Regions from separate parts of the Mus musculus genome. Here region 2 is linked to region 1. A link is a loop called in an ENCODE intact Hi-C map of the cell type or tissue named here. Cell type or tissue: left cerebral cortex. All regions are shown on one strand.

Region 1 (8,000 bases):
ATTTTAAATTGTACTATCTCATTTAATGTTCACAGTAGCTCCGAAGGAGACTGATGCTAACCACATTTCTAATAATATAAACTGTCAATTCAGCTCTTCAATATCCCCAGTGACCATCCCCTTTTCAGCTCTGTGCCTAAATCTGAAACCACAGGACTGGTTTCAACCAGCTCCTAGACTCAGCACTGTCTTTGGACAATAAGCCTACAGGAGATGTTCAACACACACATATATCCCGCTTCTCGCTTAGTAAATGTTCTATCATGGGAAGAGACACCGTGACCACAGCAACTCCTATGAAGGACAACATTTTATTGCGGCTGGCTTACGGTTTTCAGAGGCTTAGCCCATTACCATGACGGTGGGAAGCACGGTGGCACTTTGGCAGACATGGCTCTGGAGAGGTAGCCATCCAGATCAGCAGGTGGCAGAAAGAGGTCCATACTTGAGCATTCGCAACCCCAAAGCCCGCCCCCAGTGACGCACTTCCTCCAAGAAGGCCACACCTCCTAATCGCGCCACTCTCTGAATCTACGGGGTAGGGGGGCAGGCATTTTCATTGAAACCACATTTTCCAAATCTTCTTCACACCTATTCTTTAAGATGAGTCTTGGAAGAACGGACCCGCCGGACATGGTGGCACACGCCTTTAATCCCAGCACTCCGGAGGCAGAGGCAGACGGATTTCAGAGTTCGAGGCCAGCCTGGTCTACAGAGTGAGTTCTAGGACAGCCAGGGCTACACAGAGAAACCCTGTCTCGGGAGGGGGCGGGGGGGGGGAAGGAACCCTTGGATGGAAGATCTCAGCAGCACTGCAGAACCAGTGGCACCCTGGAAACCCCTCCCCGGGAGGCGGGGCGGGGGTGACTATGTAGGAACAGACTGTCCTGGATATGACACGGGTGGACTAGCAGGTTCTTAGGAGATTTCTAAACATCTGGGGCCACAGTCTTGGATAACTTGCTTGTAGCCCTCAGGCAGAATACCTTTTTTTAACATTGAAAATTTTTTTCCTGTATTATATTCTGACTACAGTTTCTTCTTCCTCAACGCCTCCCAGACCCCCTTACATCTCCACTCATGCACCCACCCACCCCCAAATCCACATGCTCTTTCTCTTTCATTAGAATATTAGACATCTAAAAAAAAAAATAATAATAATAATAATAATAATAACTAAGATAAAAACAAACGGAGCGAAAAAACCAAAAACAAACAAACAAACAAACAAAAAACAAAAAAACAAAAACGGAGAAACAAGCCAGAATAGGGAAAAAGAAAAAAAAAGGAACCAAGGAAAAAGCACACGGAACGCGTACAGACACTGAGACTCACGCAGAAACTCTGTACAAACAAAAATCAGAAACCATAATATATAAATAAAAGATCTGTAAGGCTAAAAACAACAACAAACAAACAAACGGACAAACAAATGGGCCAGAGAAAGCATTGTGAGACAAAGAAAACCTCCCAAATACTTCTGAGTTAGCTTTCTGTTGGCCATCGACTGCCGGGCTGGGACAGCCCTGAGGAGCAGTTTGTATACCCAGTGAGACTCCCTTGGAGAAAACTAATTTTCCCTTTGAGAGAAGTTATTAATTGGAGACAGCATCCAGGTTAGGGATGGGACTTGTGTCTACTTCCTCTCAGCTGTGCATGCTGCCTCAGCTTGTGTGATCCTGTGTGCATGCGTGAGTGCATGCATGTGTGTCCCGTCGTATCTGGAAGACACTGTTTCCTGGTGGTCTCTAGCCTCTCTGGCCCTGACCATCTTTCCACCTCCTCATCCATAGGGTTCCCCGAGCCCTGAGGGGAGCGATTTGATAGAAACACCCCATTTAGGATTGAGTGTTCCCAGGTCTCCACTCCCTGCACATTGTCCAGTTGTGGGTCTCTATGTTCCCATATGCTGCAGGAGAAAACTTTTCTGATCTTGGCTGAGCAAGACACTGATCTATGAGGACCAAGGGACGTTATTAGAAGTCATTTTTATTGCTACACTCCTTTAGCAGAACACTGGTCCACGGCTTACCAGGCTCAGGTTCGTGGCCACACAGACAGTGTTGAGCATGGGTCCCGTCGGCTCATGGACTGAGCCTGGATGCCAGTCAGATAGAGGATGGTTTGTACCATGAATGCACCAGAATGCGTCTCTTGTAGGCTGGTCACCATGGTAGGTTGCAGGGTTTGTTTGTAGCTGGGCTGCTCTTTATCTTTCTCCTCTGACAGTGTGCAGAGTAGTTTCCAGAACCATAAACACTCATCAGTAGGGGTGAAAGCGATAGGTTTCTGTGGGTGTTGTCTTCAGCAGTAGGGCCGTAACCATCATCGTGTGGAGAGAAACCAATAGTCTTGTTGACAGTTTGGGTTATTTGGGGTTTCCATGGGACCGCTTTGGCCAACAACTCAATTAGATGTAACCCACTAGAGGTTTCCTTTGGTGTCTAGTTGGGGCTTTGTCTCCCCCATTATTTGATGACTCCAATCTAGGTTTCTCCCATATGTGTATATATATTTAAGAAACGCCTACTATATCAGGTTTTCCCACAACCCCTCATATGGTCTTAAATATTAGCAGCCCTACTTGTATTCACTTCCTTTCTCCCCCCTCCCCCTCCCTCCCTGCTCCACTGACCCTTCCATTCCTGCTGAGTCTGTGTCCCTATGTGTATGTGTGTGTGTGTGTGTGTGTGTGTCTCTATGTGTGTGCATGTGTGTCCCTGTGCATGTCTGTGTGCCTGTATCTGTGTGTCTCCCTGTGTGTGTGTGTCCATGTGTGTGTGTCTATCCAAGTGTGTATGTGTCCCTGTGTGTGAGTCCATGTGTGTGTGTGTCCCTGTGCATGTCTGTGTGTGTCTATATCTGTGTGTGTCACTGTGTGTGTATCCATGTGTGTAGGTGTGTGTCCCTGTGTGTGTGTGTGTGTGTCCCTGTCCACCCATAACTACCTAGTCTACTTCCCTTTTTAGGGAGACCCTTACTATGTCTCCATACCTAACCTCTGTGGCCACATGTATTGTAACCCCTGGGGAAGAACACTGTGAATTCCAGCTATCCTACCTTACCTAATAGAAGCTGGCTCTGCCCAGTACCCAGGCTCCTCTCTTCGCCCTCTACTCTTCTCTATAAACCTCGGTGCTTGCTGTTGCTGTAAGAAAAGCAGATGCTCTTTATTGCCTTTGTCTCTGGAGCAGTCTTTAACAGGAGCTATCAACCATCTTTCATTGTACAGGTCAGGAAACTGAGGCCCAGAGAACTTGAGTAACTTATTCACATTAAGCAGCAGCCAGTTTTCCATCCACAACCTTCCTCCCCTGTCCCCAGAACAACTCTCAGCCCGGAGAGAAAACCAGACACTGGTCTGTTACAATGCCTGAGACATACCATGCATTTCTGATGAAACTGATATCAAAACCCACTCCCTGCTCCCCAATCGTCTCAGAGCAAGATCTGCTTCCATGAGAGGAAACACAGATGTGCTTCAGGGGAAAATGAAAAGTGGCCTGATTTGCTTTTCACATAAAGTGTTCTAAGAAATGTGTCTTAATATACCAACTGCAGAAAGAGAGCCAGGTGGGAGCCACCTGAGCAGACGAGGGCTCATTTTGGAACCAATGGCGCCATCTTCTGGTATTCTATGGTATGACACCCCGTGACACCAGACCCAAGCATCTCAGACACCCTTGAAATATTCCATTGATCTTCTATTTTGGTGGATCAAATTAAAACTATGTAAGTATTAATCCACCTAGAATTAAACTTTTTAAATTTTCTTTTTCTTTTAGGGTTTTCTTTTTTCCCCCTGAGATGGGATTTCTCTGTGTAGCCCTAGCTATCCTGGAACTCCCTAAGTAGACCTGGCTGGCCTCCAACTCAGATCTGCCTGCCTCTGCCTCCCAAAGCTGGGATTAAAGGTGTGCCACTACTGCCTAGAAACAATTTTTAATTACTTAAAATATGTATATCGATTCCTAATGAGACAAGACAGACATGTTTACTGCTCTTCTGTAAGTTCTGTGCAGTGAAGGCCTAGCTGTGCCATTACACACACACACACACACACACACACACACACACACTTATTTTGTTAAACAAGAACTACTGCAGAAGGCTGCCGGCTTGGCCTGGGCTCCCTCCCTGGGCTTCCAAACCATGAAGAAGCCACATGGAGTCATTCACACCAATGTTTTCTGTCACCAAAGAAAGCTCGGTTACCTGACCTGAGGGACCCAGGGATTATGTAAGACAGGAGCTAAGTTCCCAAGCACCATGAGGCAAGTTGGCACAATACTGACGTTCTCTGCCTTAATCCTTCCCCAAAAAGTAAGCCGATTGTTGCCGGAAATATTTTTAAAAAGAACCAGCCGAGCCGGGCGTGGTGGCGCCCGCCTTTAATCCCAGCACTTGGGAGGCAGAGGCAGGCGGATTTCTGAGTTCGAGGCCAGACTGGTCTACAAAGTGAGTTCCAGGACAGCCAGGGCTACACAGAGAAACCCTGTCTCGAAAAACCAAAAAAATAAAAAAATAAAAAATAAATAAATAAAGAACCAGCCAACTCTCCCTCGCTCCTGCCGCTGCCACCAACTCTCTGGAGCTAGCCCCCAGGCCAGATGATCTCACTTGCTCCATCTCTCGCCCGTCCAACTCTCTGACTCCGCGAGGTCACAGGGCTCCCGCCCAGCCATTTCTAGGACAGGGGCCCCGTGTTCCTCTTGCTTCGGCGCACTGCCCCCAGGCACCCCTGCTTAGCCATCTCGACACCTAATTATCCAGTAGAATTAAGCTTACAGTTAACCAATTAGATTTATGTATTAATAATATCACATTTTACAAGACGCCAATACAGTAATTTCAGAGCCAATTGATAATGATAAAGCTTTAACCCAATTATTGTAACCTTTAGATAACACCACATCCGCCTCTGTTCTCTTTCTTCCCCTCCACCACCTGTCTCCCCAACTCCTAGCTCCGCCTCCCTTTTCCTGTCCAATCACAGGCCTGCCACTGCCCTAATGTGATTGGACAGAGAAAATCCTGCAACATTTCACCCTTTCTGTTTAATTAAAAAAAAAAAACTTTCTCTCAAAATATAAATTGAACACAACTATTACCATCTTGTATATTATATGGTATTAAGACCTAACACCCAGCCCAACATTTTTGTCGATAAAATTGAACGCTGTCCTCTATCCTAACTTAAAAGACTATAGTTCTGCGCCTGGCTAATGTCCTGGCTTTAGATTGTATGCCGTTTGAAAACCATCCTCTCAGTTCTGTATCATTTTTCTCAACAATAAACAGCTTAGGCTGGCTACGAGACTACCAGTCTTCAACCCCGTCAGAAATCCGATATTGATCAACACTTTGCGTCTCAGTTCTATGTCCCCATAACTGCCTTACAAGGGAAGTGCCTGAACTGGCTTTTGTTCTTTGTCCAGGCCCCCCTTTCCCTAGCCTTTGTCTCTGCTGGGCCCAGAAGAACACTTACTCTACCTAACAAGATGCAACATGACTCCAGAAAGCCTGCTCAGAAAGCCAGGTGAAACACCCACATCATTGTAAATGTTTTAGATGATACCCAAATGCATGCGTGCCCGTAGACTGACTGTGCATGCCTGTGTTCAAACACACGCACCAGGGTTCACATAGGCGAGCTTGGCTTAGGTATGGGTGCACGTCATGACGGAATCAAGCCACAAAAGTTAACACTGGAGTTCTGCAAGAGCAGTAGGGGCTGACTCTCCAGCCAGGGTAGTAAGTAAGACTTCTCCGAGTAAAGAGAGTCAGATGAGTGTCAGTATGCAGGAAGGAGGGCTAAGAGCAGACCCCAGGTCTGAGCTGCTACATGCACAAGTTGAGCACCCACACACTGGGGCGCACCCACGACTCTTAATGGAGTCGGGTCTCTGAGCTCAGCTGCTGGCTATTGCCGCCCTGAGACCACACTGATAGACCAGATTCAGGCCTTCAGCCATAAGTGCCCTCTGATCAGGTGCTCTGGCACGAGATCAGCTCTGGGAGGAGACCATGACTGTGCCTCCTTCACTGATGTGCGCAGGCTGGGAGCGCTCCAAGCCCCGCTGGACCCTGACTGTCCACGCCCGGTGCCTGGCTCATACCATCGCTTCCTGAAGTCAGTGGGAGATTGCTTCACAGGCAGGCATCAGGCTGCTAACTCACGGTAGGCAGAGAGACATCCGGATGAGAGGACAAAGGAAACTCCACTCCCCAAACTCCCGCAGTTGGACAAAAGCCGGCATTCCTCGGGAGCTTATGAAACCCCTTCTAACAAAGGTGCCCACTCCCTTATCTGGGGCAGAAGGGACAAATGGCTCTCTGGGATGCCCATTAGAACAGCAATGTGCGTGCTGGCCAGCAGGCTCCCTCAGGATCATGGGTACCCAACTTGTCTTGCCTCTTCTCCAGTTTGAGCTCAACTTCTCCAGCTCAGGAACCCACCCCCCATTTCTCCTTATAACCCTATTTTGGGGTCCTGTCCTTGGTGGTCTCCTTCTCCTCCTCTATCATTCTCTCTCTCTCCTCTCATGCCCAAGTTCAACCTGCTAGGCATGGTCAGTCCCCTTTCCCTCTCTGCTCTGGACTCCTCCAGATGCCCCTGGCTGTACTCTCCCTCATATCTATAATGAAACCCTACTGATGAACCGTACCTGGAAGCGGTCATTTCCTCAGGCAGCCACCCCCAGTGTCTCCTCCCTGTAGGTCCTAAAGATGCACATCCTTGCGCTGCTCCCCTGGTGTGGGAAGCCACATGTGCCGTTGCAGAGTGGCACTGACTACTGCTGGCCACCACGCATAAGTTTGGACAAACAACCAATGTGTACATATGCAGTAAAGTTTTTTGCAAAGACACTGCCTGGCCCGGGCATGATAATGAGGCTTTGGGAGTATAACCAATCAGATGTGAGACATGCAAATGAGGTATGATAATGAGGCTCTGTGAGGTACAGAGAGAGAGAGAGAGAGAGAGAGAGAGAGAGAGAGAGAGAGAAGCCAATCAGATGAGGAACATGCAAATGAGGCTTAGTGCATAACCAATCCGGGTGTGAGACACGCCTCTCCTAGGCCTATATAAGCAGCACCAGTTCTGGGCTTGGGGTCTCTTCGCCTCTGCAATCAAGCTCTCCCAATAAACATGTACAGAAGGATCCTGTTGCAGCGTCGTTACTGCTGGCCAGTCCGGTGCGCGCAAGACCCTGGGAGGGTGCAAGTGTTAGCCCTGTGGCCACCCATTCCTCTCTAGAGCCCTTACTGCGGAAACTTTCTCGGTACAGGATCCCCAAAAGAACACATGCCCATCAAAAGCATTCAAGGAGGCCCACAACGCCACCTGTGTGCATCCAGCCAGGGGTGACTAGCCTTCCTTGCTTCCTTCATCCTTAAACATAACTGAACACACCTCCAATAGCCTTCCTAGCTCCCAGGAGCATCACAGGGCCTGAAGCAGAAGCTAAGTACCAAGAGAGTATGGGACACCCTGGTCCTGTGCTCAGCAGCTCAGGGCAAGTGATTATGGTGTTCCCTGTAGAGGAATTTTAATCCTCTACATGGCTGCTCTGGCAAGGGATCACATCCAAAGACCTTCTAGGTCTTTATGATCCAGCTGGAATGCAGACACATTCTGGATTACAGTATGGTACGGCTGGAATACAGACACTTCCTTAATACACACCTTTAATCCCAAACAATGAAAGTAAGGTTAGTTTATAGAAGGAAGGAGACAGATTTGATAGTGGAATCTAATTGAGGGGCAGACAAAGTGATGAACCAGAGAGAAATCTGACAGAGCGTGTCAGAGATATGTTTCAGGACAGGAAAGAGACGCTATTTAAGAGAGCAGAGAGGAGAGGTAACTAAGAGAGTCCCAGAGAGAGGAGGCAGTTTTACTAGGACAGTTTTACGGAGACAGGTTGTAAGTGAATACAGGAGCCAGAGAACGGGAAGGAGTCAGAAGATTAGAACAGATTGCCAGTTAATTTGAG
Region 2 (8,000 bases), 54 kb before region 1:
CCTCCTTTGCCCCCTCTCCCAGACCCCCACATTAGCACCTCCCCAGGGATGGAGAGTAGCCCCTTCTCGCTCCTGTCTCCTACCCCACGTGGCAACAGCTTCCTCCTCAGCTCTGCTTCCCAGACCTGTGGCCACTCGGTTCCCACAGTCTTGCAGAAAGATAGAACCAAAGGTTGTCAGCATGTAGGGACAGGGAAGGTTGAGCGCGGCACTGGTAGACAGTGGATCAAAGCACCCAGGGCATTTGTGGTTGTCTTAGAACAGGGGAAGGGAGGAAGGGAGGAAGGAAGGGAGAGAGGGAGGGAGGGAGGGAGGGAGGGAGGGAGGGAGGGAGGGAGGGAGGGAGGGAGGGAGGGAGGTGAGGGGAGGGAAGGGGAGGGAAGGGAAGGGAAGGGAAGGGGAGGTGCACGCACAGGACATGGTGACAGGTCTCGGGAGGTAGAGACAACTAGAATAGGTATGGGGAACATTCCTTAAGAGATCCCAGTCTGGGAACATCCTTAGGAGACCCCAGTCTGGAAGCATCCACAGAACATCCCGGTCTGGCAAAGTCCTCAGGAGATAGACCCCAGTCTGGGAACACCCAGCACTGAGACCTTGTACTAAGAATCAGCAAAAAGCCACCAGTTAGAAACCTAGGTACCTTCCCCTAACTATCCAAGTAAAGCATACACCATTCCCTCCCCTCTCAAGAGGCACCATGGAAACACATCTGTCCAACAAGGGAGAGGAGGAGAGAGTCCGGAGGGAGGGGAAGTGTGTGCCTGGAGACCTCTCTCCATCCTACAGGATGGGAAGCCCTGCCCCTCCCTCAGACACACCTAGGGTAGTCATGAAAAGAAGCTTCCCTTGAGGCTGGGGTGTAGCTCAGTGGTTAGAGCTCCTGCCTAACATGCACCAAACAAACCCTGGCTCAACGCTGAGCACCACATAAAGCCAGGCGTGGTAGAACAAGCCTATAAACCGCACACTCTGGAGGAGGAGCTAAGAGGGCTGGAAGCTTAAAGAGTGTCCTTGCCTACATAGTGAGTTCAAGGCCAGGATGGACTGTGTGAGACTCTGTCTCAAAATACAAGCAAACAAACAAACAAATAGGCAAGCCATCTGCTCGCCGGCAGCAGGGATCCCCAGTGAGAAATACAGTTTGATACCTGTTTTAGGGATCTCTAGAGACCAGTAAGAAAGATTGGATAGATAAGTGGGTGGGTGGGTGGATAGATGGAGAGAGAGACAGGTAGGCAGATTTACTATAAAGTGCTCCAGGAAACTGGGGCTCCACTCTCTTAAGTAGCATAGTGGCTAGACATATACCAGAGTAAAACGGCAAATTTTAAAAACTCAATCATAATGGCTAAGAATTAATCATATTTTACTAAATTCCAAACACTGTCCTAAGACCCTTACATGTCACTCTCCTTGAAGAAAAACAAAATGAGTCACATTAAGGAAAAACAAAACAAAACAACAAAAACCTTGACTGGGCTTGGTGTTCAGACTTGTAATCTAGCTACTCGGCTGACTGAAGCAGGAGGGTCACAAGTTCAAGACCTGCCTGGTCATAGAGTTCAAGGCCAGCTTGTCTCTAGGACCACCTTCAATAAGAAGGATTCGGGAAAGGAGAAGGAGATGGAGGATGAGGGGAAGAGAAAGTAGGGAGAGGAGGAAGAAGAGGAGGATGCGGAGATCAAAACTCTCACTATCAGGTTTAAAGGCTGGAGAGACGGCTCGGTGGTAAGAGCTGGCTGGTTCTCCCAGAGAACCCAGGTTTGATTCCCAGCACCCATGTGGCAGCTCACAGCTGACTGAAACTCCAGTTCCAGGGGACCTGGTGCCTTCTGGTCTCTGAGGGTACTTCATGCATATAGTACACAGACATAAATGCAGACAGAACACCATACAGATTAAATATAAATGAATAAACAATTTTAAAAGCAGCACTGTGTGCTACAAGATGAACAATGCCTTCAAGATCTGGAGGAGGGTCCAGTTACCCTGGACCCCAAAATCCAGTTACATGATGCAGATGAGGGTAAAGTGGAAGGTCTGCAGGCAAGCGAGGACTCAGGGGGACTCTTCGTCTCTCTTAAGAAGCTACTAGGAAAATGTACTTCAGGAAAAGAAGAGAAAAACGTGCATTAAAAGATAAATTTCATTCAAAAAACCAGAGAGACAGAGAAGTTTCAGCTGAGCAGCTTAATAAATTTGAGCCTTTACTCCCAACATGGGAGGCAGTGGCAGGCAGATTTCTGAATCCAAGACTGCCCAGTCTACAGAGCAAGTTCTAGGACAGCCAGGGCTACATAGAGAAACCCTGTCTTGAAAACAAACAAACAAACAAACAAACAAGCTCATTAAAAAAATATGCTTGTGCATAAAAACAACAAGTTAGAGATTTGACCGATTAATGGGGTAGCTACAGGTGCTGTGACCAGTTCAAAATTAAGGACAGGCACTCTCAATATCAATACACATAGCTATGGCCAAGATATACAGGTATGGATGGAAGATAGCCACCATCTTGGGATTGGTACCAAGCTCAAGGTCAGCTGCCAGAGAAATGTCTGCTCTCAGTCATGCATAGACTGTAGAATGCTTGTGGCATTCTACGGTTCCACCAAACTTCTTCATCCACAAGTCAACAACACTTACTAAGCCCCTCAAACTGGTCAGGCACATGGGACAAATCATACATGCCTTGTACCCTGCTGTTCAGCTCACAGTGTAACAAGGCGCTGCTGCTGCTGCTCCTGCTGGTACTGCTGCTGCTGCTGCTGCTTCCCTGCAGAGCATCTGTGAGTGCCCCACCACATCCCTAGCTTTGGCTCCCACCTCTCATCTCTGGAACTACCCATGGGTTGACTGATATTCACTTGCATTTGTGTTATCTCTTCAGACTCACCCTCCATTCTGCGCCCAGAAAGGCATTACCCAAGCCTAATATCATCTGACATTTTGCCCAAAACAACAAACAAACAAACACTCCCAATGGACGTCCATTATTTTTAGGATATGGCAAAACATTTTTTTGGATGGCCAAAGGATTGCTTGACCCTCACATGCAAGCTGCCTCAGACATATTGGTCCTGACTCAGTGCCTGGGAGTTTCTGCAATGAGCTCTGGCCATCACCTCACACAAATGCATCCCCATGTCTTGACTGTTATGTCTCCTCTTGCATGTGACCTCCATCAGATGGACTCTACCCTGCTTCTGTATTCCAGAAGGTCTCCCCTGAATCCTCTTTCCCCACAATCCTATGGTTTCCTATAGCACCAGGCTTGTACCCTACTTCAATACAGACGGCTGTACGAGATTTGAAAATGTTCTCAGTGTGTCTGTACTGGCTGGTGTTGTGTGTCAACTTGACACACGCTGGAGCCATCACGGAGAAAGGAGCCTCCCTTGAGGAAATGCCTGGGTTCTATAAGAAAGCAAGCTGAACAAGCCAGGGGAAGCAATCCAGTAAGCAGCATCCCTCCATGGCCTCTGCATCAGCTCCTGCTTCCTGACCTGCTTGAGTTCCAGTCCTGACTTCCTTTGGTGATGAACAGCAATGTGGAAGTGTAAGCTGAATAAATCCTTTCCCCCCACAACTTGCTTCTTGGTTATGATGTTTGTGCAGGAATAGAAACTCTGACTAAGACAGTATCTTTTCCACTGGGAGAACAAAAATGATGCCTCCATTTCTGTATCATCAGAGGCTGGCCTGGAGCTCAACACCTGGACCTGTGGAATATTTTCCCAAAAGATGAAGGGTGACCTTTGACTTTCTTCACCTTTGGTCCTCCTGAGTGAGGAAGCTACTTAGCTCTTCTCTTCTACACTCAAATTGCCTCCCCGAGATCAGGATGCCTGCTAGGACTGAATATTTGTGAGCCCCAGAAGTCATATTGAAACTCTACCCTGCAATGTGACTGCTTGTGGAGATAGCACTTTTATGGAGTAATTAAGATTAAATAGACTCCTAAGGACAGAGGTCTGAACCAATGGGGTAAGAGTCCTTACATAAAGAGGGGAGTGTGTGTGTGTGTGTGTGTGTGTGTGTGTGTGTCCAGACACATTCATAGAGGAAAGGCCAGGTAAGGACACTATGAGAGGACAAATGTCTGCAAGAGAGGTACAGAACCCTCCTGGACCTTGATTTTAGACTTCACTTCCAAAACTATAAGGAAATAAATTTGACAGTTTTGTAACCGAAGTGGGCTAATACAAAGCTTACACAGTTCCGAAGCCACCCGATCTTGTCAAGGTCCAAGACCTCCTGGGATCCAGGACCTTGTTAAGAACCTGAGGACAAAGAGGCCACTTAGAAAAACCTAAAAGATCAACTCATCTCCCTTCTCTTCATCTGGATTGCTTCTAGACATTGGTAGACAGGAGTAGGACTCTCCAGAGTCCTGCTCAATGGGTCTGTTAGGGCAGCTCATTTTTCAAGACCCTCTCCAGGCAGCACAAACCAAAGAACCACCAGGGGGCGCACACACTTCTGCTGTGAACGCAGCACCAGCAGAGCTCTTTAGAAAGCCACTTGAAATCCTACATTAGGAGCCTCAGGGGCATGTTTCCAACCCTCTGACTCCACTTCTGGGAGAGCATCCCATGAAATGACCTAAGTGCAAACATTATAGACATTAGAGCAACGAGATTTAGAACGGAGAGAGATGGGGGAAAGACCACATGGAAAAGGCTACAGAATGTTTAAGAAAAGCATGATGTAATCCCTGATAAAAACATGAATATTATATGTTACGTCTCCCTTACAAAAGATTTTAGTGGGGCTGGAGAGATGGCCCAGCAGTTAAGAGTTCATGGTGCTCTTTAGGGGGACTCATATCACAACCACCTGTAACTCCCGCTCCAGGGGATGCAATACCCTTTTCTGGTATAACTTCATCTGACGGACCCCTTGAGTGTTGCTGTGACCTCCAGAGCCACCGCCGTCCCACTCTCTAGCCCCTGAGAAGCGCTAATCTAATTGACATTTCTAAAATGTCATTGTTTCAAAATTGCCATGAAATGGAGCTGTAAAGCTGGTCTTCTTTGGGGACATTCTCCATTCAGCACAACTCGCTAGAGATTTATCCATGTTGTAGCTGTCAATACTTCGGTCTTTTTTGCTGTAAACAGCATCCCATGGTTCTGATTGCCCCCATTTAACCCTTCCTCTGCCGAAGAAACCTGAGCAGTTCCCAACTTCTGCTCTGAATAAAGCCACTAGAACAGTGGTCCTCAACCTGTAGGTGACAACCCCTGTGGGGGGTCAGATGACCCTTTCAACGGAAGGGGGTCTCCTAAGACCATCAAAAAACATAGATATTTACATTACAGTTCATAACAGTTGCAAAATTACAGCTATGAAGTAGCAATAAAAATAATATTGCGGTTGCGGGGGGAGTCACCACAACATGAGGAGCTGTATTAAAGGGTTGCAGCGTTAGGAAGGCTGAGAGTCACTACGCCAGGATTTGTTTGAGAATAATGAAGGGATGTTTTATTCATGAAAGCTGTCTAGCTGTTTTCCAAGGTGCTCTCCCTCTTCCTGACAGTGGTGCCCACGTGACTGTGCCTGCTCCCTGCTCACTCTTGCCAGTATCTGGCAGCAGCTCAGCAGCTCTTTGCTTCTAGCATTCTGACAGGTGTGCTGTCTCCTAGCTTTAATTTGCATTTCCTCCCGGTTGCTGCAGCTGCGCATGCTTACAGGTTCTCCACTGCCATCCATACCTCATCTTTACTGACGTGCCAGCTCCTGTCTGCCCACGAGTACGACTGTTAGGTTGTATGGTTCTTTCCTGATTGAGTTTCAGCATCCTTTTCTATATTTTAGCAGATGTAAAACCCCAGGTTCAATCCTCAGCAACAAAATAAATTTAAACAGACCCAGGAGCCATAAGGAAAACCTAAGCAGACGTCCGGGCTCCCCTCACAGTCCCTGGATTCAAGAGATAGAAACTCCTCATAGACTTCTCCTAAGCAGGGTCTTCTGAGGAGGGTGGGCATCACGGGTGCCTCTTGGATGCCCAGGGAGGTGAGTCCTGCCTGGTTAGAGTCTGCATAGAGACCCGTCCACTGAGCATTGTACTCAGTGGTGCCTAGATTTCCTTGATATCTACAGTATGCAAGACTCCACACTACTTGCTGGTAGCATAGAACCCTTGACAACTGCTTCTCTGAAAAAGGACTTGTCATCTGTCCCAGAAGGCAACTGAAAGTGGGCAGAGGCCTGAGCTCTCTGCCTGCATTGTGCATCTATCTGCTTTGTCTCTCAGCTTCAGGCAACAATCCCTCTGAACTCTTCAGATGGGCGCACTGATCTCATAAGGAGTGTCTGTCTAAAGCGGCAGGCTCCTCACCCACCTCAGCCCCTTTGAAACTGACGATTCCACAACCAGGGAAATGGGGTGTTTTATGTCAGCTGCCTGGGAGTCTCCAGGCATTGTCCTGAGCCTGCAGCCATCTTGGATTCATCAACTTCAGGGCTTCATTGACAGATACATGGGAGCAGAGTTGTCCTCACAAACATCAAGGACATCCTTCTTCACTCTGCAGCTTGGGAACTCCGTGATCAACTGGACCACTTGGTAACCAAGGATCCTCAGGTACACACACACCTGCATCCCTCCCCCTTGCCCTGACCCTCATCCCTCCTTTTAACCCATGTCAGGGCCCTGACGGTAGGCTGAGAGGCCTCACCTCACCCTTAAAATCTCTTCTTGGCTTTCTGTAACTCTGGCCTTTTGCTTTCTGGGGCTGCGTGGCCAGATCTGATGTGTGAGGAAACGCCCCAGAGTCTGTCCCGTGGCTACAGCGAGATGCTGGGGGCAACACAAGTCAGCACTGAACACTGCGTGTGCTTCTGGCCTCTCCAAACCCCAGGAGAGCCAGCCTCTGCCTTCACTCCTCCCATGAGGGGCTGAGGGTGGGGCACCCCCCCCCAAGATGATGCCTCCTAAGTGCTGAGGAAGGACCTTCATTTTCCTCTCGATGTAGCTCCCAATTCCACGCACCATCCAGATTCTAATCCTACGCACTGCTTCATCCTGATACCGTGCCAGCCAATTCCGTTTTCTGAAACAGCCCTCCATCACTTTGGACAAGGCTCATAAAGAGAAAAGGGTCTCACATGCCAAAGGACTCGCCTTGGGCTCGGGGGCTACCAGCTCCAGATACAAATGTGTGAACCTCCTTCAGTTAGGAGGTGCAATGGCTACATTGCACCCCTGAGGATGAAGATAAACGCATCTTAACTCTGAAAGCCTTCGAGCTGAGTGGGAGTGGGGAGGACGAGGGAGGGGGGAGTGTCTTTGGGCTTGGGGAACCACAGCTCAACCTGTGATGGCTAAGGCCCCTTGTTCTGTGAGCTGTGGGCTTTGTTCATTATTTCCAGGAGTCTCAACTGCTCACAGAACATGCCTGACACCCACAAAATGAATTTCATACTTCACAATGATCCGGTATTGTTTAAATCAGCATTTTTCTTCCTCCAGGAAGGCTCCCAGCAGTACAGATGAAATTAAAAATTTTTCCAGAGAATATGGATTATAAAAATGCTTCAAAGGTCTCAGAGGTGGATGAAACTATAGAAAAAGACCTCCGAACCTGCTCTTCCCTCATCACACACATCAAGGGGATCCCGGCAGGTGTGATCTCTGGCTTTGTCTGTCAGCTGGAGGAAGAGGCCCACCTGGTAAGGCTGTCTTTACAGAGGCAAAGATGACCAGGTGCAGTGACCAGCAGCTGTCAACTCCGGTCTCACCTCTGTACCTCCCCCCTTCATACGGCCGCCTGTGGTGACATGAGCGGTAGGCTTACTTTATTCTTTTCCACTTGTATGTGATCGTGTGTGTGCATGTCTGCATGTATATGCATGTATGTATGTGGGTGGGTCTGTGTGCACGCATGCATGTGGGGTCAAAGGACAGCCTCAGGGGTCAGTTCTCTCCTGCCACCATGTGACCCCCACAATCAAACTGAGGCCATTAGGCTTGGGGTCAAGTGTCTTTC

Evidence for each region. A loop is a pair of places that touch in the nucleus more often than their neighbours do. Peaks named below come from ENCODE experiments on the same cell type or tissue, not always from the same donor. Only the 100,000 strongest peaks of a DNase experiment are listed, where the experiment ranks them.
Region 2: a loop joins it to region 1, with 7 times the contacts of the local background. A loop is called at or near these places in 27 of 42 quality-filtered maps.

The regions. Positions count from the first base shown.
Region 1 is chr12:105,046,720-105,054,719 of GRCm38, reverse strand. It overlaps Gm31884 (a long non-coding RNA gene), which reads right to left and starts at 6,816. Exons shown (of 3, transcript XR_872957.1): 1 at 6,669-6,816; 2 at 3,066-3,148; 3 at 1,263-2,351. In left cerebral cortex, a CTCF peak has its summit at 3,640 (motif pointing left); a DNase peak (open chromatin) is centred at 3,626.
Region 2 is chr12:105,100,715-105,108,714 of GRCm38, reverse strand. Gm31829 (a long non-coding RNA gene) reads left to right here and starts at 5,724. Exons shown (of 3, transcript XR_872956.2): 1 at 5,724-6,595; 2 at 7,484-7,798. In left cerebral cortex, a CTCF peak has its summit at 4,466 (motif pointing right); DNase peaks (open chromatin) are centred at 4,476 and 5,628.